Linked DNA regions of Homo sapiens: region 2 is linked to region 1. Evidence: chromatin loops called from intact Hi-C (ENCODE). Cell type or tissue: PC-3. All regions are shown on one strand. Links, peaks and the distances in the headings refer to the core of each region. The heading gives the core; the rest is flanking DNA. Region 1 overlaps PPP1R1C (protein phosphatase 1 regulatory inhibitor subunit 1C). Region 2 has its middle 14 kb from the start of PPP1R1C.

Region 1 (12,954 bases), core at 3,422-5,921:
TATGTGCCCCTCGTATCATGGGATGAAATGTTACTTTATCTCTGCTGTCTTTCTTCCAAAAATCCACTACCTCAATATAATCCTGAGAAAAACATCAGTCAAATCCCGGTACAGGGATATTCTAGAAAATACCTAACCAGTATTCCTCAAAACGTTTAAGGTCATCACAAACAAGGGACGTCTGAGAAATTGTCACATCCCAGAGGAGCCTAAGGAGACATGAAACCACACATAATGTGGTATGCTGGATAGATTCCTAGAATAGAAGAGAAGACATTAGGAAAAAAACTAAATAGATACCAAGAAAATATGGGCTTTAGTTAATAACAACGTATACATATTGATAAGGCATGGATCTGTGTCCCCATCCAAATCTCATGTACAATTGTAATCCCCAGTGTTGGAGGTGGGGCTTGGTGGGAGGTGATTGGATCATAGGGGTGGATCCTTCATGAATGGGTTAGCACCACCCACTCAGTGCTGTTCTCCTGATAGTGTGTGAGGGAGTTATTGTGAGATCTGGTTGTTTAACAGTGTGTAGCACCCCCTCCTCCCTCTCTTCCTCCTACTCCAGCCATGGAAAGTGCTGGCTCCCCCTTCACCTTCTGCCATGACTGCAAGTTTTCTGAGGCCTCCCCAGAAGCCGAGCAGGTGCTAGCATCATGCTTCCTGTACAGCCTGTGGAACTATAAGCCAATTAAACCTCTTTTCTTTATAAATTACCCAGTCTCAGGTATTTCTTTATAGCAATGCAAGAACTGTTTTATACAACTATTGATTTACCAATTATAACTGTGCCATACTAACATGAGACATAAATAATAGGGAAAACTGGATATGGGGTATATGAAAACTCTCTGTACTATCTTCAGAATTTTTCTACAAATCCAAACCTGTTCTAAAATATAAAATCTAACTTTAAAACATGTAATTTTGGTTGGGATTTATTCTGTTTTAAAGGTAATATTATTAAGAAGAAAGACAAAGATGTGAAGCAGAAATTTTAAATTGGAATCAAATGAACAAGGGCTTCAAATGCTTTGGAAAGTGATATTATCTACATAGTCCCATTAATGAGACCTATTTAGTCTTTGCATGGCAGCAAAGTTCTTTGTGATGGTCCATGCAGAATTTAACTGCCCACATTACAGCATCATCTTAAATGCTTCACAAGTGTGCATGAGCAGGAGGAATGATCATGGTATGAGCCACGTATTCCACTTTTCCATGACCTAGTCCATTTTACTCTCCAGACTTATATGTAAATATGACTGTCCCTTCTGTGATCTGAAAGTGGCCTTACCCTCCTGTCCAGTAAGCCTGTGGCGAGTCTCCTCCCATCTCCAGATGTCTTTGTCTAAATCCCTATTAAAGGACTTACCATGCTATGCTCTATCCACTTGTATGTTGCTTCCTCCAGACTGGTCTCCCACAGGGCCAGGGCTCTGCTTTTCACCTCTGCATCCACCCCACTTTAATGCAGCATTCCACACATGGCAAAGGCTCATATGTGATTGTGGCAGTGTGTTATTAGTACTTACACAATTGAATGTTGCTATTTGCTTATTTGGGAAATATTTAAAGAAACTGATTCTTGATTCAGCTATTCAAACCCAATGCAAAAGTTTATCTTTTTCCCTGCTTCTCAAATAGAAAGCAATTTTAAAAGCTGTTATGTTATTTATACAGAGAAATATAAATTTAAAAGATTAATTAATTTTAAAATAGGTTAACATATATATAGACAAATGAATGGAACCATATTGACAAATGGTGCTCTTCTTTTCCAATGTTTAAGTGGCATCACATGAGATTAATTAAGTTACTGGACTCTGTTTTAAATTTGCAATTCAATTTGATTTATCTCAAGGTCTTTTAAACCTTTTAACCTAATAATCCATGACAATGTCATAAAAGATGAAGTTCACCCATACTTGCTGGTATTTTCCTCTTCCTTCATTCTCTCTCAATGTTGACCTCCAAAAAAAAAAAGATACCTTAGTGACTTGCAAGAAAGGTACATTCTCAAATTGCTTCTCCAACCTGACTCCACCCTCCACATCCAAAGATGTGAGGAAAGATGAGCATAAAACTCAGTGGAAGAAATTAAAGAGAACCAGAGGAAGTGGGTCTGGAAATAGGAGCATACTTGGGTTTAAAAAAAAAAAAAAGAAAGCGAGACTTGTATATATTTAGAATGTTCCTTGTTATCTAGAAATCTGTCAAAATGTTTCTTGAGCTGCATAAATATGCCCCACCCTACACAGTAAACAAACTGAGCCAGCACAAACAAAAAAGCCAAGATTTAGAAAGGAAAATGTGATGAATACCTGAAGAACACCCACAGAGGGACAGGAGTGTTTATAAAAGGAATGTAGTGTGGTGGAGATGGCCTGATGAGAGGCTAAGAGATCTTGCTGCCTTCTCTTCCTGCCTTCAATTTTCAATGTGCGACGGGTAATGAGAACAGGATATTACAGCAGTCTATTCCTTTTGAGAGTTTTTTTGAGTCATAATTTTAAGGAGATTTGAAATCAGGAAGAGTGAACTGGTCACATTCCAATACAGCCATGGTTAATTTACCTATGTTGCCTAAGCGTAGGCTGCATTTATATGGTGTGATGATTTCCTTCTCATCCCTCTGGCAAGAAATATTTATTGCATAATCTGCTATAGCACCCCAAAATTCAACATCAGCTATCATTTTGTTTTTCAACTTTTTTGAACTGCAAGGCTTATTAATTGAAATATCAGTATCTCTTACAGGAATGTTATAATAGTCGGAAAATAAAGGACATGATGTCTGAGGACCGGAGCTAGGTGAAATGAGGGAAAAGCCACATTTGTTTAAAAGAAAGCAAAATGTTGAAGATAAACTTCACACGCCGACCTGAGGCTTAGTGCTAAACAAAAGTGGAGTGAATGTTGCAAGCGTGGTAATCCACATGGATTTTACATCTAGGCATCTTAAACCCGACTTTTCAAGTCTCACTGGGATGAAAACAAAGCTATTTTATTCTCCTGGAAGTCCTTTCACCTCTCCTCTGTCTCTCTCAAAATCATTCCTTCATGCTGCAGGGTGAAGCAGAAACGGAGGAGGAGTATTCGCCACTCTCAATTCAGGGTTCAAATAATTATTCAAAATAGTTCCACATATTGTGTGCCTGATCTAAGCATTTTCTTTACACATTTTGTTTCATTCAGTCCCTACAGCAATCATATGTGGTAAACAACACTTTCATTTTCCCCATGAGAGAAGTGAGACAGGCTAATCCTGTGAAAGTTGCAGATACTAGGATGAAATCACTTTTTTGTCAGGCCCAAACACACTAAAGCAAAAAGCCAAAAGGAGGAGTTCATGTTATATGGCTGAGATAAAGACTGTCTCAAGGACTTGCTAAAATAACCTCCCAAGAAATTCTTTCTTTAGGACTACTGCAATTCAGATAAGATGTTCTCAAAAGAATACCGGTTCAGTAATGGCATCTGCAGCCATTACTGGACAGGTATGTCCAGCAATGTAATTAAATTGCCATTCAATTATATTGGCAATTAACTGATGCCAAATCTGGCTCTGAGTGTCCGAAACTAATAAACTCTGTTTCCAAGTACCTTACATGAACTTCCCCCTGTGCCAATAAAACTTCCCTTTACCCTTCCCACTGCGGATGCATATGTGGCTTGCCTTAACTGTGCGTCTTGGGTCATAATCTTCATTTCTACTTCCCAAATACATCCAGCATATTTGAATATATTTTTCTTTGTTGTTGTTTTGTGGGGTGAACAACCCATTGATTTTCTGAAGGTTGCACAGCTAATAAGTGGTGGCATTGAGGGTGGAACCGTGATGGCTTGTCCGCCAAAGTCCATGTCCTTTCATATTGAGTTCCAGGAAATCACCATGATCAGCAGTTTTCCCTGATTGGAAGATCATGTTTCATTTGGTGATCTGAAGTACGTCTTATTCTTGCCATTATTGCCACTTTCATCTTCCACCCTCCAAAATCCATGTTAGCCTTCTTATTTGTCCAGGTTGATTTGCTCTCTGATTTATTCTGTATTTGTATTTATTTCTTTATTATGAGAAGGGGTTGAAAAAAAAATCAAGATCATAGCCATCCTTGGAGAAAAAAAAAAGCTTCAGTGTTAAAATGCTGTAAGCATACAAAGGTATTTTTGACATATCAGAAGTCTGTTTGACTTAGAAGAAAAATATCTAGATACTGAAGTCTTTACAAGAAATCATGAAGAATGGGAGGAAAAAGATGTTTTACAGAAGTAAATGAAAAATCTGACTGGCTATGCATTAAGAATGGTAATGCAATACTAATAGGCCCTGCTCTACAAAGTCATTTTTAAGTCAGCTGCTTTGTTTAATGTTCCAATTTCCGTTTAAATCAATAGCACTTACTTTGCTTTCTTCAGTAGAAGGCATTTGCATTCCAGTAAAACACACACACACACACACACACACACAAACACACACACACACAGACACACACACAAAATTGGGATAGAAATGAGTCAGCCATTTCCTGTCCTAACATCCAAATCCACTTTTCTGAAAACATGATTCAAGCAGTCCAACAATAATTTAATTGGCTGTTCTGTAAATTACAGGGCTGACCACCATATAAACACCAGAGAAATGTACGTGGGTATTAGTCATCAGCTGTCATTTTTCTGATAATCTGAACTTTCTGTGCATAATCATGAAACACAATATTACACAAGATAATGAAAAAGTCTGTTTTCTATGCAAACTTCAACTTCTGTCATTTTTATGCACAATATATATCATAAATTTATGACTCATGGTTAGCACAAGGCATCTGAAATACAACAATTTATCTAATAGGAGTGCTGATGATAACCTCTGATGAAGGGATGGAACCCTGATATAATAAGTCTATTTGATAAATGGTTTAATGATGGTGACAAGGGGATCAATGTGAATTAGAAGGGGATATATGGGCTGCTGCAGGGCTCTCTTTTAGCTGTGTTTTGTTTCATACATTTGTTATGGATCAGATAAAAATAACAAAATAGGTTTATCTTATCTATGATGACACACAATTGAGATAGCTGAAAATAGAATGAATAATAGAGTCAGGATACAAAATATAACATGCCGATGTAACAATCTGTCTCCAACATAGGCAATTCAATTGAGATGACAGTACTGTATTAGTTTCTGATATAAACAAATTTAAGACATCAGTATGGGGAATACATGGTGAATAATATGGAAAGCTGTACCTGTAAAATACTTGGACATTTTGATTTTATAGTCAGCTCACTATTTGCCAACAATGTGTAATGCTGCCACAAAAAGCTGATAAGATTTTGGGTTGCATTAATAGAATTAAAGTATCTGGGTTGAAGGAGGTTTCAGGCATAATTGAAGTCTCCACAAGTTTCTGATCAGAACACATCTTAACCATTAGATTCATTTTGAATGATGGACTTCTAGAATGATACAGGCAAAGTGGAGCTTATTATAAGATCAAGAATGAAGGCAAAATAACTAAATAACAGGTATAACTGACATCAAGATATTTCAACCTGGAAAAAAGAAAATTTAGCATGAGACAAAGACCTAATAGATATCTTGAAATATTTAGATATCTGTCATTTAAAAATTCACAAATGACAAGATGTAGAACAAGGATCTGTGAGTACAAATTCTTTTTTTCTTTTTAGAATTTTTTTTAGAGACTGGGTCTCACTATATTGCCCAGGCTGGCATGCAGTGGCTATTCACAGGCATAATCATAATGCCCTATAGCCTCCAACTCCTGGGCTCAAGCCATCCTCCTACCTCAGCCTCCCAAGTAGCTGAGACTATAAGCATGTACCATGGTGCCCTCAGCAAATGTTTTTACACTCAATAACTGCATGTTCCATTCAACTGCAATTTGAAGAATTATACATTTCAGAGCAATTGTATCATTATATTTAAGATCTTAATAACATTTCCTTTGTTCTTTCATCTTTTTTATAATTGAAGCCTCTTGATGTGCTCACAAGATGCCATATGTTACCATTGCTTCATTTTGTCTTAAAATATTTATTTCTAGCTCTTAGGGACAGGTAAACCAAATAAAATATTTGCATTTAGCTTTCTCTTTTCTTTTATCATAAGCAGGGGACTTCCAAATCATTTCTGATTATAAATGAGAACCTATGTGACTTGTAGTAATACCCTGATATCCTCTTGAAACAATTACTGTGCTTTCTCAAGCCATTAACTTATGACCACAAATGATTATCATTAAATGAGTATCTCGGGGAGACTTGAGAGTATAAGGCTTTATGCAAAAATGTGTAACAGGACTAACTTCTCTAAATGTTATGATCCCACATTCTTTTGATATTTGAGAACTAAATATAATGAACATCATCGGCCCTTGAGACTTTCGGTTTAAGATTTTCCTTTAAAAATAATAGTATTATTCTCTGAGGACATGAGAACAGTATTACTTTATTTAGTTTAAGTGAACCTAAAATAGAGCAGAGGAAATCATTAAATGAGTGAACATATATTTTTCCTTGTTGCCCATTCATGCCAAAACTGATGTGTCTTGAAAGTACAAAATCACTTACAACGGGGAAAATATCTTTAAAATGATTAAACTTATCTTCAGAGAGAGATGCCTAGTAGTCTCAATAATTACCCTGGAATAAACTACAATGCTGATGATTGTATTATGTTCTGCAGTCTTATGAACAAGCAAACATGGTGTTTTATAGCTGCATGAGGAAGGAAGTCTACTGAAAGTAGCTATTAATGTGTCCATTTATATCCCGCCTCCCTGAATAGGCCCCAAATCTAGAGCAAATACAGAGTGGGAAATTTCACTCCCAATTTAGCCCTCTCTCCAAACTCCAGAGGAAGCTGCTCAGCTGGCCTCTCATGCAGTTGAAACTGAGCTGGACAAATTGAGTATGATCAGCCACTGGGCCCACAGCCCAAGCACCAGACTGGAAAAAACATGAGAGAGTAGACTGGACAGACTCTACCTCAAATCAAGAACATTTCAGTGTGAGAAATAAGAGATGCTTTCCCTGGAACTGATGTTGGTCAAGATACTGACAGGTCTTCTTTTAGCAGTTCCAATTCTGGGGAAAATTTCAGAATCTGAACTAGATTCTTAGTTGTTGTTTCAACAGTAGTTACATGTACAGTGAATAGCTGGTTTGATTGAGTTTCTTAGAGCTGCTCCTGACACAATACAATGAGGCAACACTTCATCCTCAGTCTCCCTGAAATTCAAGTTATTCTGCTTTGCTTTAGCCAAGAGAAAAACAGTAATCATCTGCCAACACTGGCAAGAGTAATTAGGGCTTCTGGGAAAATCTCTTTAAGGAAGTATGCGAATAACGGTAAAAAAAAATCTTTGTCATTATTTTGGAAACTGAATTTCTAGACTGAAATTCTGAGATCACTAGCTATTTCTTTTTCAACCCCATATTTTACTCTTGATGAAACTAAGTTTTAAGTAGATAAGATATCTTACTGAACATAACACTGTTAAGTTGTAGAGCTGAGACTAGATCTAGCTTATCATCAGATATGTGGTCCTAGAGAACAGACGGCCGACCAGCCATGATTCACCACTCATGACAACCCGAAACAGTACCTGAACAGTACCTTTTATGGTGGGTGGTGTGTACACACTCTGCTTCCTTTGCTTAGGGGATGCATTCTGTAACTGTGGAGAAAGAGAAAAAAGTAAAAGCCTTAGATTTGGATACAAAGTACGATGCCATCAGACCTGTGAGGGAAATAAATACTGTGCCATGTTATGAAAAGCTTTCTGATTTCTCCCTGTCATGAAATAGAATCTAATTAATGAGAAATTATATACATGTTAGTGATATCACAGACTTAAGAGATACATGGAGTTGTAGGGTCTACTTAATCATAAAATTCTTCATTCATGGCAGCCTTGAAATCATTTTACTTTCCCACCTAATAACATTAATTTATTTTAAAAAGAAAGAGAAAAAGAGACACCAATCCTTTTCATTTGAGAGAAAAACAGTCTGAGTTCCATGACAAAGTATATTCCAAAAGCTATGTCCAGGGAATAATAGTATCTGTTCGTGGGGTTATTGAGTGATTCAAGAGGAACAATGAAGATCCTTGGAAAGTAACAGCAATCTTTAACCCTCTTGAATTGACATGTTCAACTATTACCTCCATTTACTTGGAATTATAATGTTGAGGTAACATTCTTCATATGTTAAAAAAAAAGATAAGTCCTTTCCTAATAAAACTGTTATGTGACACTCTTACCTAAGCATTATTGGATCAGGATAAAGTTATTGAAGAGATTTTGCATTTCAAAATGACAAAAATAAGAACTTATTTCAGGGTCAAAATACAGATAAGGATACAGAGCCCTATATAATGGATATACATATTATTCATTTAATAAATTACATGGTCTAACCCCCAATCGGAAAATGCCAAAGACTCCATTTTAATAGCATGTTGATTTATGTTTTAATGTGGCAAGTGTACGGGTCTTAATCAATGAGTTTTTGCATCTGGGGCAATTATTTTTGCTTTGAAAAGCTCAAGTGTAAATAGTTACAACATACTTTTTGAAGATTGTTCCAGGCTTGCTATGCACATTAGCAAGAACATAATGTACAAAGTTTAAACTAGAAACTGTTTTACAAAGTTGTAAATAGAGCTTGAGGCCTCTTTCCTTGTGCTTGCTAAAGATTAACTGCCCTCAAAGGTATCATCGAGATGTTATTTATCTGATGCAAAAGCAATCAATTAAAAACTAAACCTTTCAACAAAACAGTTACCAAATCCATAGCAGATGAGCAAATAGTGTAAGCAAATTTCTCCAGAATAGAGTTTTGTGATACCTACATACTATGCACAGGTGTAGACAGGGTGACTCTACATTAATGTTAAATATGTGGATGATTGACATTTCTGGGGCACTTCTACTGTTTCAGTCACATCTGGCTGGTTTTGAGAACGAATCAGTTTAGGGATTTTTAATATTTACTTCCATACACATATTTAAAGATCAAATAGAAAATTAAATCTACAGAAATTTTTTTATTGTTGTTGTTTAGTAACACAGTGTAAACTTACTAATAAAAACTAATTTATATTTATGTAAGAGTTTAGTTTTGAAAGCTTTTCCACTTTTACTGTTTCACAAAATTTTCAGAAAAGTCTTGTGATATACTATTTGATATTTTGTCCATTCTACATTTTTCTCTTTAAGTATTGCTGTTTGCCTACACCTACGATCAAGGGAATTGATTAGGTAACCCTGCACAGCATCCTATTCAATATTTATTTCATTTCTGGGAACTAGTTTATTCACTTTGTGTTTCATATATTCTATATTATATGCTCTCCTGGCCTCTCCTGGTTTCTATTTTCTATATAAACTCCTACACATGTATGTGGAGGGAATAGAGAGTGACAGTGTTCAGACAGCCTGCTGAATTTAAATCTGAGTACATTTCTAGGTGAACCCGTTGGATCTGTTTACTCAGGCTTTGGAGACTTCAGTCCCCCTAGACTCTGGCCTCAGACTTTTGGCTCCACATACCAGAAGACCCTGTAAGAGGTGTCATCCCTCCAACCCCATCTCCTTGCTCTGGGGTTCCAGCATTACTTGGCTTAGCCTGTGGTGTGCATATATAATCACTCAATAAATTGAAGTTGTCAATACCACATTTTGCCATTAAAAGTGATGTTTTATTTTAAAAGTTTTTTCAGGGGTTAGCATTACATAGGTAGAGAATAAAGGTAACTGAGAGGCAGAGATTTTAATGACACTATATTACTGTTTATTCAGTCAGAAGGAGCAATCTAAAGTTTTATTACAGTTGTATCATTATTTATATCACATCAAATCAAGCAAATTTTTGCATTTTTAATTGATTTGAACACATTTATACAAAATATTTTTAAAAACTTACTTCCCCTTGTGTGTTGGGCCCCCTCTTGTCATCTATTTCTGTAAGAGAAGTAGGTAGAATGTATTAGGCATGTAATATTCTTTCTTGTAATATATATATTAACATTTTCAACAACACGGATAAAAATGATTTAATAATTGCCTTATACAAAAACTACAACTTACAGCTAAGAAGGAGAGGAGGACAGAGGTGGGTGGTTTCCTTTTGATATAACCTTCTCCCAAAGTTTCAAAAAAGGTATAGAAAAAGCTTTCCTCTTGACATCCCAGATTTCTCACCTTTCAGCAGTCCAGAAAGGGGACCAGGGAAGTGACTCTTGGAACAAAGTTAGGTGTCATCAGCCTCACAGTTAAGGTGTCAGGAACCTCCTCTCCTCTGCCACTATCCATTAATGAGAGCCTTTGTCAAATTTCCTCAAGTTTGTCACTACCCAAATCAAATCTCCTTTCCCACTCAGTCCAATCACCATGACTACAAGGAAGGCAGTATCCTCTCTATATATGTATCTGGAAAGAACTAATTGCTCCATCAAATATTTCTTATGACAGTGCTTGGGTGGCTTCTTATGATTGTGCTGTGTATGAAGGGTTGTGAGGAACGGTGAGATGGAGGAAGAGGTGCTTACACATGCCCCTTCCACAGCAGGAAGATGTTCTGGGCTGGGTTTCTTTTTTACCTCGTCACCTACATTGTATGGCCTCTGCCTCTTGGCTTCTTCACCTAGTTCCTCTTTCCTGATCCTTATGCTAGGCCCAAGGCTCAAAGACTAACCCCATGATCCAAAAACTGAATGAGAAGTTCATCAAATAATATCTGCTTAAAGACAATGATGTAGATCTGTATTGACATGAAAATACATGCTATATAAGTGAAAAATATTTCAAAACTAAATGAATGGTATTTTTATTTAATAAAGGATAGATGTATGTAGATAAAGTGATATATATATGCATAGAAGACTACCAATATGTTAACTGTAGTTATCCTGGGGTGATTGAATAACACATTCTGTTTTATCCCTATCTGTACTGCTTTTCTTTTTATAACAAGCATGTATTACTTTTGCAACAAAAAAGCAGTGTATACATATGTATGTGGATATACATATATATGCACACAAATATATACATATATGTAGTAGAATTTCTCTATAAATCCAACCATGCCTGAAGTTGATATTTCATATAGTAAGAGAACAAACTGGCTAAACAGCTAGAATGGGAATAGTATATGGAACCATTGTTTATTCTAATCTGATATCTTGCTTACTAAATGTTAAAAAGTTATGGAAACTTCTGATACATTGTACTTTCTTTATATAAGGGAGGACAGACAGTTTAGTATGGCAATCACAAGTGTCTGATGCAATGACTGTAAGTATGTGGGGCATTTTCAGGCAGCTATGGATATACTAAATTGAACAATCCTGTCTATCAATGTGCACTATTTTTTGCTATCACATTATTATTAAATATCAAATATGATCCACTGTAACAATGTACTGTGATCCATTGGATGATTAAATGCCAGTGGGGTTCCTTAATATTTTGCTTTTGATTAGGAGTTTACAAAATCCAACCCAGGACCTATAACTTTATGTTTTAGAAACACAATGGGATCTGATCATTCAGATTTTTACTTTCCCTACTGTCTCACTACAATGCCCACTAAAACAGTGTTTTCCCAAGGCAATTATGAGGGCCTCACTGTTAAATATTTCAATGAAAAAAGGTTTGTTTTGTTGTTGTTGTTGTTGTTGTTGTTGAGTTCTGCTGATAAAATCAATTATTTATGTCGTGAAGGCAAGGATTAAAAAAATTCAGTCTTATATTCTTGTCTTGAAATTGAAAAGTGAAAATTAAATAACTAACTTTTCAGGTCAAATTGACTCAGACAAAGGTACAACGGAAGCCAATAACAGATCATAGTTGCCAGCTCTTTAAACAAAAACATCAAAATGTTCTTAATAATGTCTCCTTTTTTTTCCCTCAGGGCCTCAAATTCTGACCCCGTTGGCAGTCCCAGAAGTCTTTAGGAAACTGGATCCCACATGAAGCATAAGAATATACCCCTGTCTTCAAATATTGTTTAGCTCTCTCATCAAACCAGAAAAAAAAAATACTATTTTGGAGTAGGGTTGAACAAAATCAGTGTGTTAGTAGATTACCCATAATCAAAAACTATAAATTTTCTGAAAGAGGCTTTTGTAGCTATTCCAGCCATATCTTGTCTATATTTCTCCATTTCTCAAGGACCACTTAGTCTGAAAGAAGAAATTTCTTGGTTTGGGAGGAAAATGTAAAACTCATCTAAGTATAACATTTTAAGAAATATTGTCATCATTAAAGATGAAGATAGAAACAGAAATTTCTGTTTTGAGTATTGATTAGTTAGAATGCCCTTAAGATATTTAAATTCATGAAAGGAACAGGACAAACTGAGAATGCATGTGGATACACACGTGAACTACAAACACCCAGCGTCTCCTTGTCTTTGTCAATGAGATCTCATTCAATTTTGGAAAACTAGTTGTAATAAAAAATTAAATGCCTACAAAAATGAAGTGTAAGAGCAAAGGAAACAAAAAGAACATTGTCAAAAAATAAGGAAAAGTGAACTATAATAGAATGAGAACTATAAAAACTAAGAAACGGGCAGAATGCAGAGACAACGCTAAGGAAAGCCTAAAGAGCCATGGTTGAGGCTGGCAGAAAAATCTGTCTTGGAGAAAGCACTGTAGAGCATACATAATATCTAATACTGTTTCTTCCATTTGTCTGTCGTGACCACACTTAAGCCACGTAAAATTCCTGAATTACAGAGTTTTCCTCATGTGTGAAATGGGAAAGAGGAAGCATAATAATTCTTACTCTGCCTTCCTCATTTTCTCATAAGTTTGTTTTGAGGAATAAAAAAATGAAAAAATGAGAGCACAATTTCCCACTCCTTAAGTACAGACTATAACTTCCCTCCAAAGAGTGCAGTATG
Region 2 (12,954 bases), core at 4,683-7,182, 95 kb after region 1:
GATGGTTTTATAACTGGGACTTCCCCTGCACAAGCCCCCTTGCCTGCCGCCATATAAGACATCCCTTTGTTCTTTCTTTGTCTTCCACCATGATTGTGAGGCCTCCCCAGCCATGTGAAACCATGAGTCCATTAAACCTCTCTGCTTTATAAACCACCCAGTCTCAGGTAGGTCTTTATTAGCAGCATGAAAACAGACTAATACAAGATGTCACATGCTGATTCCTGTCAACAGCCCCAGTGGAGCCCAGACTTTGAGTCATCACAGCTACCCCATGAGACATGTGAGTGAAGAAGCCTCCGGGTAATTCCAGTCCCCAGCCACGTGAGTCAGCTCCAGTTGTGAGAGTTCCAACTGAGGCCCTCAACATAGTGGAGCAGAGACAAGTCATCTTCACTTTGCCTTACCTGGATTCTTGACCTACAGAAACTATGGACATAAAAAATGGTTGCTGGCCTCCAAAGTGCTGGGATTACGGGCATGAGCCACCACACTTTTTAAAGTGTCCTGTTAGGCACTTTAAAAATCATTAGTATTATTCTTACAGTTTTCTATTTTATAACACAGAAGAGTGGTCTGTCTTGAAGGTATACACATAATATATGAGTCCTTGTCAAATAAGCCCTGAAAGACATGGGGATAGATAAATTAATCCAAGCAGTTTGTGGAATGCAAAGATAAGAAAAAAGTGTAGAATTCTGATAAACCCAAATGTTAAGGGGGAAAAGAGGACAAAATGGAAACAAACACACACACACAAAAATACAATCAGAGGAGTAAGAAGACCAGGAAAGAATAACAACATGGAAATAAAGATTGAAGAGAGTTTCTTTAGGAAACATGTGATCAGCATGTCAAAACTACAGAGGATGTAATTACAAACATCTAAAAATTATCCACTGAATTCTAGTAGTTATATTGAGGGAAAGAGTGGGAAATAGGTAGGTGATAAAAAATTAGCCTAGCTTTTTTTTTTTTTTTTTTTTTTTTTTTTTTTTTTTTTTTTTAGATAGATTCTCACTCTGTTGCCCAGGCTGGAGTGCAATGGCACGATCTCAGCTCACTGCAACCTCCACCTGGGTTCAAGTGATTCTCATGCCTCAGCCTCCAGGTAGCTGGGATTACAGGCATGTGTCACCATGCCAAGCTAATTTTTGTATTTTTAGTAGAGACAGGGTCTCGCTATGTTGCCCAGGCTGGTCTTGAACTCCTGGCCTCAAGTGATCCACCTGCCTCAGCATCCCAAAGTGCTGGGATTACAGGCATAAGCCATTGTGCCTGGCCCATAATTTAGGCAAGTTCTTTAAAAAACACCTTGACAGTTAAAAGAAAGCCTCCTTCAAACATGGGACCTTACAGTAGAGAGCAAGAGCAAGAGTGGAGTGGAGCTTTTTAGATTTATTTTATAGATGAACCAGACTTGAATATGTCCTGGGCTGCAAGGAGGTAGCCAGAGGGGAAAGATGTTTAAAATACTCAAGAGACAGAGAGGAGTGAGGAATAGATAGATACAGATATAGATATAGATATAGATATACAGATATATAGATAAAATTTATATTAAGGTGAGGAGAATTACTCAGGATTCCTGAACAGTAGGCCAGTAGCCTTTGTAGGAGATTATAGGTATGATCCTCTTACTCAACGATATAAATAAATAAATGAATAAATAACCCATTTGCAAAATTCTTCACATTTTAAATAGTTTGGTAATACAATGGAAGAAAATAATGTTATAAGATTTTATTTGGTTTGGATTCAGAGTAACTTCTAGAACTCTGTTGTTGGTAGGGTTTCCAAATAATTTTCAAAAATTTCACACAATGTTTAAATAGTATAGCTGTATCTAGTATAATTTCATTATAGATTTGTATCCATATATACACATGCATGTACTCATGCATTAAACACCTACTGACATATACATACACGCTTACTTATACTTTTGTGTGTGATGTGTGAAAAATGTTTGGAAGAATATATTCTGAGATGTTAATGGGGTTGTCTCTGGATGGTGAGTTTATAGGTTATATATTTTCTCTTTATGATTTTCTATGTTATACAATGAGCACATTTGAATTTTTTAATAAAAAATTAAGAGCCAGAATAACAAAGATAATTTTAAATAATATTTTTAAGGTTCTTTTGCATTTTGATGCAGAAAAAGATTTTTCACACCCTCTCTTAAATCAGAGAAATTAAAATAGAGCTCTTTTTCAAAAAAACATGCTTTGTCTTCTAATGAAGGACAAGCTACTTTGGATGAGATCATTATTTCCAAAATCATATTGAATTTACCTCCCTTACTTAATGCAAAAGAACACTGTTCCTAACATTCTTACATTTACCTATAAGAGCAATATTATAGGTACACAGAGGGCCTTTCAATATGCATTGTACTTGACATATGTAATACAATGGAAACGAACTACAATAATAATTGTGCACATGTACCCTAAAACTTAAAGTATTATAATAATAATAAAATAAAAAATAAAAAGAGAAAGAACCAGGAGAGTGTTTTCTTATAGCTTCCTGTTAAATAGCTATTATTTTATTGGTTTAGCTTTGTTAATTCTTTCTTTAAGCTATGGATAACAAGTGCAACATATTCTTATTTTTTTACATAGTTAAAACAGAATAAATGAATGTGTTGTCTGAGAGAGAAAAAAGAGAGAGAATAAACACAGTCGAAGATGAAGCTCCATAAATTTGAATGAACTTCACATTTTCTACTCAGAGGAAATGTTCAAAATATAAATAGTATTATGCACCATCACTGATGTAGGCAAACCATGAACTATATTTTAGCAATAGTTATCAATCAGGGAAGACTTGAAAGAACAAATTCTCTCAAAGTCTTGCCCAGTCTTACCTTTTTAGATGTCTTTCAAAAGAGAATCTTGAAGAGAGAAAACATTCTAAAAAAAAAAAAAAAAAAAAGGCAACAAATAACTACCAGGCTGATGTACTATCTCCAGTTTAGTTCTTCAAAACATTTCATCAGGAACACTGATCTAAATTACCCCCAAAATTTTATATTATAATTTTTCAAAGCAGGGTTTTAAGAGTCCCTTAAGTCAGTGCCTTGTAACCCCATATGATTGATGTCTGACACAATCTTGACAGTCATCAGAATTTTAGTGGACTCCTTTCATTTATTTTGCAGGTATCAGGAAAAGCATTTGGGGTACTGCCTTTATTGAGAGACATTACAAATGATTGAAGACAGGAAAGACTGCACTCCTAATAATGGTGAAGCACTTTAAAATATGTATAACCTTTTAAACGATGTTCAGGTATAGCTAGTGGAAAATCAGGTAGTTCCAGGCAGCTACTGCTGCCTAACTACTCTCACTTTCTCTGGAAACCAGTGAGCATTCTGATTTATAGTTCTCAGGCAAAGGGTGTCTTCCAACCCCAAGTGACTGTCTTCTCCATTTCACACCTTTACACCTGAACATTCTCAAATTGTTTCTGAAAATCACATAGCACAATTGGAAAATCTGAGTTCCTCAATTCCAGGAAGGGTCCACTGTATATAAGGTTGACATGGAGATGCTTCAGATTCATATTTATTCTAGAAGAATCCAATCTCAGAATGGATACCAAATCTTTGTGCAAGGGAGTATGATCACAGTCTTTTCCAATTACAGTTTGTGACAAGACTAGAATATATATATTCTGTGATAATATTAAAGTGCAGTTAAGATACTTTCATTGAATTTCTGGTTGTTTTGTGAAATATTTTAACAGCATCTTCTGTTCAATTCATTTGCACCTTCAAATATACTCTATGGAATCCAATTTGGAATTTATGTAACATAGATAAATATCAAGTAAGAAATATTCTCAGAGTATAATCTTCTGTATGTTATTTTAATTAATATTCACAACCATCTCTTAGATTCCTGTGGGAAAGAGGACAAACAGCAAATACATGATTTAAGTCAACTCTAGATATTGGTTCCATTTCTCTTTCCTTAATGACTTTTTTTTACCTTAAAGTCTCTACCCACCCATATATAAAGCCTTATAAATACTCCAAGGTAGCATAATTGACTGATTTAAATTTCAACTCTTATCTCTCAATCTTGGTAAAATGCTACTATTTAACATAATGTTTAAAAGGCAAGATACAAGGAAAAAACAAGTCATCAAATGTCTGCATAACCCACAAACTAATTAATCAATCCCCAGAAATAAAAAGTTGGTGCTAACAGTAATTGATTAGACAACCTTTTCAAAATATTTTTTAAAAAGAAAACAGGGATGTAAATTTAAATTAAATATAAATATAATTTGAAAGTTTCATAGAATGTAGATGTCAGTGGGGCCATACATTACATGCTGTATTCATCCTGAGTATGCCTTTACTTTTTCAAGAAATGTATTTGATTAGAACATCTCTGCAAAAGGCAGCCAATTATTTTTTGTACTAACAGCGTTACAGAAAGATCTGCTTTGCCAAAAGTCCCTTTTCTTCTGCCTTTAATCTTCAACAAATGATCAGCTCTCAGTTGACACTGAAACATTCGTCTTGCCTTTTTTATTATCACTATAAAACTTGACAAATAGCTCTCTCCTGTCTTGCTTCTTCTGCTTACCTCCCTATCTGCTATGTAAATGGTATACACACATTTAGTACTTTGTATATGTTCTCTGAGTTCTAACATCTATTTAAACAAAAATAAGTTCTTTATAAATGATTTCAAGTTTTGGACTTATGTTGCTTCAGTTTAGCAATCTTCTGGCTCTGCGTAAACTCTGCAAAAGAGCTGTTCTTGAGTGCTTGCCTATGTTTCCATGCAGAATGTAGGCTTATTCATATCTACAAATAACGGAGCATTAAAAATAAAATAATTTTCTGATTAGGATGAGTCACTTCCAGTAAAAGCAAATGTCTCGGTAAGAACATGAAACCTATATTGACTGAGAGCATTTGCCTCTGTGTCTTGGTCATGGTGGTCTGGGGTGGGCCTGGTCTGGCCTATGAGTCAAAGATGCTTACTGATCATATTTATGCCACAGCAACCTGTTTTGGGGATCACCAGTGCCATCCCATAGTCTCTGCTTCTTGAGATTTTGAACTGTTATACATCTGTTCTTACGATTTCTTAATGATCCAGTTTTAAAAAGCGTAACATATGACTCATTATACTGCTTGTGTAATATATGCATAATGAGTTTGGAAGCAAACAGATAATTCTTAATTCAGAAAGAACATGAAATTTCTAGCAGGTTGTAATGTGCTAAGCTTTATTTTCCAGTACAAATAATGAGTCATGGAACAAAATGAATGATAGGAGTAGGTAATTAAGAAAGTATGATAAGGAAATCAGTTTAGCTCATCATCTGGCACTCTATAGAAAATAGAAATTAAAACTTTATTTTCTAGGCGCACCTCAGGCCATGTACCCCATAATCACCACTGAACTTACTCTTTCTTGAATAACCCAAGTCCTTTCACTTTGTACATATGGTCACTTGTAGTGACTCAGAGCACCCTTCCACCCTATGTTTGCTACTTAGCAAACATCTCTACTTTTAGGACCAAGTTCAAATGCTCCTTCTGCTAAAATGTCCTCCAAGTGCTTTGTTGCTCAATCCTCTGGACTTTGTTGATGTATTGTGTTTTTTTTTTGTCCTATTAAAAAGTAATTACACGAATAATTTATATAATGGATGAATACACGTTTATTGTCCACATACACCTCCAAAGAAACAAGATGCTCAGCATGACCTTTTCCACAGGCTTCACTCATCTGCCACAGTGAAATCATCTATTTGTTCGCCATTTTTCGTACATCACACATTTTGTCTTGGATTTATTCTCTGACTTACTGAAGTATATTCTTTAGTAAGCTTTATAGAAATGATTCATAGGTATTAAACTTTCCAAGACTTCGAATATCTAAAAATGACTTTCTTTCCCTTCCCACATTAGTGAATTTGGCTGAGTAAAGAACTCCAGATTGAGAGAGGAGACAGAGAATGATAGCCAAATAAAAGTCTCTACCAATTGTCCCCTTGGCAGAAACACCAAATTAAATGACTATTCACACAAAAGTCCTTCATGAGAACCAAAAAAATCATGTGAGCAATCACAATACCTGGTTTTAAGTTTATATCACTGGAAGAGGCACTGAAGAGGGTAGTAAAGATACGCTTGAATTGCAGACACCATCCCTTCTCCATCCCCCAGCAGTGGCCATGTGGTGCAGCAAAGAGAATCTGTGCACTTGAGGAAAGGAGAGCAAAGGGATTGTGGGACTGCATTGGAACTCAGTGTTGCCCTGGCACAACAGAAAGCAACATCAGGCAGAACTAAGCCGGCATCTATAGAGGGAGCATTTATATGAGCCCTAGACAGAAAGGAATCATCCATCCCAACAGTCAGAACCTGAGTTCTACCAAGCCTCAAGACCATGGCCTACAGTACTCTGGGGCCCTAAATAAACCTGAAAGGCAATCTATGCCTCAAGGACTGCAATTCCTTGGCAAGGTCTGGTGCTGTGCTAAGTGTGGAGTGAGGGGACTTGCAGGGAACGTGACCTAGTGAGACACCAGCTGGGGTGGCCAAGGGAGTGCTTGTGCCAACTCCCCAACCCCAGGCAGCACAGCTTGTAGCACCAAAAGAGACTCCTTCCTTCTGTTTGAGGAGAGTAGAGGGGACATTAAAGAGGACTTTGTCTTGCAACTTGGATACCAGCTCAGCCACAGTAGAATAGGGCCACAGGCAGAGTCCTGAGTCCCCCATTCCAGGACCTAGCTCCTGGACATTTCTAGACACACCCTCGATGAAAAGGAAACTCGCTGCCTTGAAGGGATGGACCCAGTCCTGGCAGGATTTGCCAAGTGCTGATTAAAGAGCCCTTGGGCCTGAATAATCAGCAGTGATAGGCAGTACTCGCTGTGGGCCTTGGGTGTAACTCAGAGATGTGCTGGCTTCAGGTGTGACTAGCACATTCCCAGCTGTCATGGCTGTGGTGAGAGACTCATTCTGCTTGAGAAATGGAAACAGAAGAGTAAAGGAGACTTTGTCTTGTGGCATGGAAACAGCCTGGTCACAATGGGGTAGAGCACTAGGTGGGCTCTTTGGGCTCCTGATTCCAGGCCTTGGCTCCTGGATAGCATTTCTGGACCTGTCCTGAAATAGAGGGGAGCCCACTGGCCTGAAGGGACAGCCCAGGCCTGGCAGCATTCACCATGAGCTGACTAAACAGCCCCTGAGCCTTGAGTGAACATCAGTGGTAGCCAGTCAGTACTCTCCGTGAACTGGGGCAGTGGTGGCCACAGAAGGAGTCCCCTCTGCTTGTGGAAAGGAGATGGAAGAGTAGGAAGGACTTTGTCTTATGGCTTGGGTGCCAGCTCATTTGCAGTAGAATAGAACATTAGGTAGATTCCTAAGCTTCCTGACTCCAGGCCCTGGCTAATGGACAGCATCTCAGGACCCACCCATGGCCAGGGAGAAATTGCCACCTGAAGGAAAAGCCATAAGCCTGGCTGGCTTTGCCACCTGCTGATTGTAGAGACCTAGGCCCTTGAGCAAACATAGGTGATAGCCAAGCAGTGGTTATCATGGACTTTGGTCAAGACCTAGGGCTGTGCTGGCTTTGCACAGCTCGGCACTGAGAGAAAAACTCTGTTTGGGGAAATGTAAGAGAAGAGAAGAAGAGTCTCTGCCTGGTAATCCAGAGAATACTTCAAGATCTTATCCAAGACCACCAAGGTGGTACCTCTATGAGGGTGGAAGATTCACAGCATTACTAGGCTTGGAGTGCCCCCTAATGCAGATATGGCTGCAATGACCAATATCTTAGATCACAACATGCAAGTCCCTTCAAATACCCTGAAAGCCTTCTCAAGAAGGATGGGTACAAATAAGCACAGACTGCAAAGACTATAATAAATACCTAATCCTTCAACGCCCAGACACCAATAAACAACCACATGCATCAAGACCATCCAGGAAAACATGACCTCAAAGGAAAAAAAAAAAAACTAAATAAGGCACAAGACACCATGGACCAATCCTGGAGACAGAGAGATATGTGATATGTGACCTTTCAAGACAGAGAATTCAAAATAGCTGTTTTGAGCAACTTCAATGAAATTCATGATAACACAGAGAAGGAATTCAGAATCTTATCAGATAAATTTAACAAAGAGATTGGAATAATTAAACAGAATCAAACAGAAATTCTGGATTTGAAAAATACAATTGACATAATGAAGAATGCATCAGAGTCTCAACAGCAGAATTGATCAGGCAGAAGAAAGAACTGATGAACTTGAAGACAGGCTGTTTGAAAACACATAGTCAGAGGAGACAAAAGAACAAGAATAAAAAACAAGCATGCCTACAAGATCTACAAAATAGCCTCAAATAGTAAATCTAAGAGTTTTTGGCTGTAAGGCAAGGTAGAGAGAGAGACAGGGGTAGAAAGTTTATTCAAAGAAATAACAGAAAATTTCCCAAAACTGGAGAAAGATATCAAGATACCAGTACAAGAAGGTTATGCAACACCAAGCAGATTTAACTCAAATAAGACTACCTCAAGATATTTAATAATCAAACTCCCAAAGGTCTAGGATAAAGAAAGGATTCCAAAAGTAGCAAGAGGGAAAAAGAAAACAACAAATAACAAAGAAGTTCCAATATATCTGGCAGTAGACTTCTCAATGGAAATCATACAGGCATATAGGCCAGGAGAGAGTGGTGTGACATATATAAAGTGCTAAAAGAAAAAAATATGTATCTTAGAATAGTATAACCAGAGAAAATATCCTTCAAACATGAAGGAGAAATAAATACTTTCCCAAACAAAAGCTGAAAGATTTCATCAACATTAGCCCTGTCCTACAAGAAATGCTAAAGGGAGTTCTCCAGTACAAAATTAAAAGACATTAATAGCAATAAGAAATTATCTGAAGGTATAAAACTCACTGGTAATAGTACACAGAAAAACAGAATATTATAATACTGCAATTGTGGTGTGTAAACTACTCATATATTGAGTAGAAAGACTAAACAATAAACCTATCAAAAATAATAACTACAACAAAGTTGGAAGGATAAGAAGTACAATAAGACACAAATAGAAATAACAGAAAGTTAAAAAGCAGGGGGATATCAAGTTAAAATTTACAGATTTTATTTGTTTTCTCTTTGCTTGTTTGTTTTTGTAATCATTATGAATCCATCATTTTAAAATAATGTGTTGTAAGATGATATTTACAAGCCTCAAGTAACCTCAAATCAAAAAACATACAACAGATACACAAAAATAAAAAGCAATAAATTAAAGAAAATTTAATTTAAAACCAGAGAAAATCACCTTCACTAAAAGGAAAGAAGTAAAGAAAGAGGAGAAGACCACAAAACAACCAGAAAACAAATAATAAAATGGCAGTAGTGAGTCCTTCATTATCAATAATAACATTGAATGTAAAAGAACTAAACTCTCCAATCAAAAGCCATAGAGTGGCTGAACGGATCACAAAACAAGACCCAATTATCTGTTCCCTACAGGAAACACACTCCACCTATAAAAATACACATAGACTGAAAATAAAGGGATGGGAAAAGACATTCCATGTAAATGGAAACCAAAATAGAACAGGAGTAACTATACTTATATTAGACAAAATAGACTTCAAGACAAAAACTATAAAAAGGACAAAAAGGTCATTATATAATGAAAAAGAGGTCCATTTTAGCAAGAGGATATAACAACTATAAACGTATAAACCCAACCCTGGAGTATCCAGATATGTAAAGCAAATATTACTAGCATTAAAGAGAGAGATGGATGCTAATACAATAATAGCTGGAGACTTCAACACCCCACTGTAGCACTGGACAGATCATCTAAACAGAAAATCAACAAAGAAACTTTGGACTTAATCTATGCTACAGACCAAATGGTCCCAAAAGATATTTACAAAACATTTCATCCAACAACTAAAGAATACATAATCTTCTCCTCAGCACCTGAATCATTCTCAAGATCAGACAACATGTTAGGCCACAAAACAAGTTTTAATAAATTAAAAACATAACTGGAATCATATCAAGTATTTTCTCTGATCACAATGGAGTAAAACTAGAAATCGATAACAGGCCGGGCACAGTGGCTTATGCCTGCAATCCCAGCACTTTGGGAGACCAAGGCGGGTGGATCACCTGAGATTGGGAGTTTGAGACCAGCTTGACCAACATGAAGAAATCCCCTCTCTACTAAAAACACAAAATTAGCCAGGCATGGTGGCTCGTGCCTGTAATCCCAGCTACTCTGGAGGCTGAGGCAGGAGAATTGCTTGAACCTGGAAGGCGGAGGTTGCAGTGAGCCAAGAATGTGCCATTGCACTCCAGCCTGGGCAACAAGAGTGAAACTCCATCTCAGAAAAGAAAGAAAGAATGAAAGAAAGAAAGAGAAAGAAAGGAAGGAAGGAAGGAAAGAGAGAGAGAAGGAGGGAGGGAGGGAGGAAGGAAGGAAGGAAAATTGATAACAACAGAAACACAAACTTTGGGACTTTACAAACATATGGAAATTAAATAATATGCTCCTGAATGACCAGTGGATCAATTAAAAAATTAAGAAGGAAGTTGAAGAATTTCTTGAAATAAATGAAAATGGAAACACATTGTACCAAAACCTGTAGGATACAGCAAAAACAGTACTAAGAAGAAAGTTTATAGCAATAAGCACCCACATCAACAAAGTGGAAAATCTTCACATGACCAACCTTACAATGCCTGTTAAAGATGTAGAAAATCAAGAGCAAACCAAACCCAAAATTAGTACAAGAAAAAAAACCCCACAGGTATCAGAGCAGAAATAAATGAAATTGAAACCAAAAAATATGAGATTAATAAAGGGAAAATTTGGTTTTTTGAAAAGATAAAACCAACAAACTTTTAGCCAGACTTACTAACAAAAAACGAGAGAAGACTCAAATAAATAAAATCAGAGACAAAAAAGAAGACATTACAACAAATAACACAGAAATTCAAAGGATGATTAGAGACCACTATGAGCAACCATATGCCAATAAATTGGAAAACCTAGAAAAAATGGATGAATTCCTAGACACCTACAACCTACCAAGACTGAAGAAGTTTAAAACCTGAAAAGACCAATAATAAGCAACAAGATCAATGCTATAATAAAAAGTCTCCCAGTAAGGAAAAGCCAAGCACCCCCCATGGCTTCACTGCTAAATATTACCAAACAATTAAAGAAGGACTAATACCAATCCTACTCAAACTATTCTGAAAAATAGAAGAGAAAGAAATACTTCCAAACTCATTCTATGAGGCAAGTATTATTACCCTGAAATCAAAACTAGACAGACACATCAAATAAAGAAAATCACAGGTCAATATCTCTGAATATCGATGCAAAAACCCTTAACAAAATACTAGCAAACTGAATTCAGTAACACATTAAAAAGATCATTCATCGTGAACAACAGAGATTTTTCACAGGAATACAAGGATGGTCCAACATACAGAAATCAATGAATGTGATACATCATATTAGCAGAATGAAGGACAAAAGCCATATGATCATTGCAACTGATGCTGAAAATGCATTTGATAAAATTCAATATCCTTTTATGATGAAAAAAAATACTAAAAAAACTGGGTATAGAAGACACATACCTCAATGCAATAAAAGCCATATATGACATACCCACAGCTAGTATCATACTGAATGGGGAAAAACTGAAAGGCTTTCCTCTAAGATTTGGAACATGACCATGATGTCCACTTTCACCACTGTTATTCAACATGGTACTGGAAGTACAAGGGAAAAATCAGATAAGAAAAAGAAATAAAGTGCCTCCAAATTGGAAAGGAAGAAGTCAAATCATCCTTCTCAGCAGATGACATAATCTTATATTTGTAAAAACCTAAAGCCTCCACCAAAAACCTATTAGAACTCATAAACAAATTCAGAAAAGCTGCAGCATACAAAATTAACATATAAAAATTAGTAGTGCTTCTATATGCCAACAGTGAACAATCTGAAAAGGAAATCAAAAAATAATTACCTTTACAATTGCTACAAGCAAAATAAAATAAAATACCTGGGAATAAACTTAACCAAAGAAGTGAAATATTTACAATGAAAACTATAAAACACTAATGAAATAAAATAAAGAGGAAATGAAAGAGTGCAAAAATATTTCATCTTCATGGATTGGAAGAGTTAATATTGTTAAAATGTCCATACTCCCTAAAGCAATCTACAGATTCAGTGCAAGCCCCATCCAAATACCAATGACATTCTTCATGGAAATAGAAAAAACTATCCCAAAATTTATATGGAACCACCAAAGATCCAGAATAGCCAAAGCTATCCCGAGCAAAAAGAACAAAACTGAAGGGATCACATTACCTGACTTCAAATTATACTTTAAAGCTGTAGTAACCAAAACAGCATGGTTTTGGTTACTGGCATAAAAACAGACACAGACCAATGGAACCAAACTGAGAACCCGGAAACAAATATACACAGCTACAGTGAACTCATTTTCAACAAAGATGTCAAGAACATACATTGAGGAAAAGACAGTTTCTTCAATAAATGGTGCCAGGAAAACTGAATATTTATATGCAGAAGAATGAAACTTGACCCCTATCTCTTGCCATGTACAAAAATCAAATCAAAATGGATTAAAGACTTAAATCAAGAACCCCAAACTATGAAACCATTAAAAGAAAACATTGATGAAATCCTTCAGGACATTGGAGTGGGCAAAGATTTCTTGAGTAATATCTGACAAGCACAGGCAACTAAAGCAAAAATGGATAAATAGGATCACATCAAGTTAAAAAGATTCTGCATAGCAGAGGAAACAATCAACAAAGTAAAAAGACACTCCATAAAATGGCAGAAAATGTTTGCAAACTATTCTTATGACAAGGGATTAATAACAAAA

Evidence for each region. Hi-C counts contacts between places; a loop is a spot of excess contacts. Peaks named below come from ENCODE experiments on the same cell type or tissue, not always from the same donor. Only the 100,000 strongest peaks of a DNase experiment are listed, where the experiment ranks them.
Region 2: it touches region 1 in a loop (4-fold over the local background); 32 of 110 quality-filtered maps call a loop at or near these places.

The regions. Positions count from the first base shown.
Region 1 is chr2:182,058,492-182,071,445 of GRCh38, reverse strand. PPP1R1C (protein phosphatase 1 regulatory inhibitor subunit 1C) reads right to left here. Exons shown (of 5, transcript NM_001080545.3): 3 at 9,967-10,004; 4 at 7,655-7,715. LOC102724288 (a long non-coding RNA gene) reads left to right here and starts at 12,079. Exons shown (of 3, transcript XR_001739816.2): 1 at 12,079-12,954. In PC-3, for the core only: no CTCF peak of the experiment used is centred there; a DNase peak (open chromatin) is centred at 4,545; H3K27ac peaks cover 964 bases.
Region 2 is chr2:181,965,186-181,978,139 of GRCh38, reverse strand. It overlaps a transcript of PPP1R1C not described here. Among named protein-coding and RNA genes, the nearest start is that of PPP1R1C, 14 kb to the left of the region's middle. In PC-3, for the core only: no CTCF peak of the experiment used is centred there; no DNase peak of the experiment used is centred there.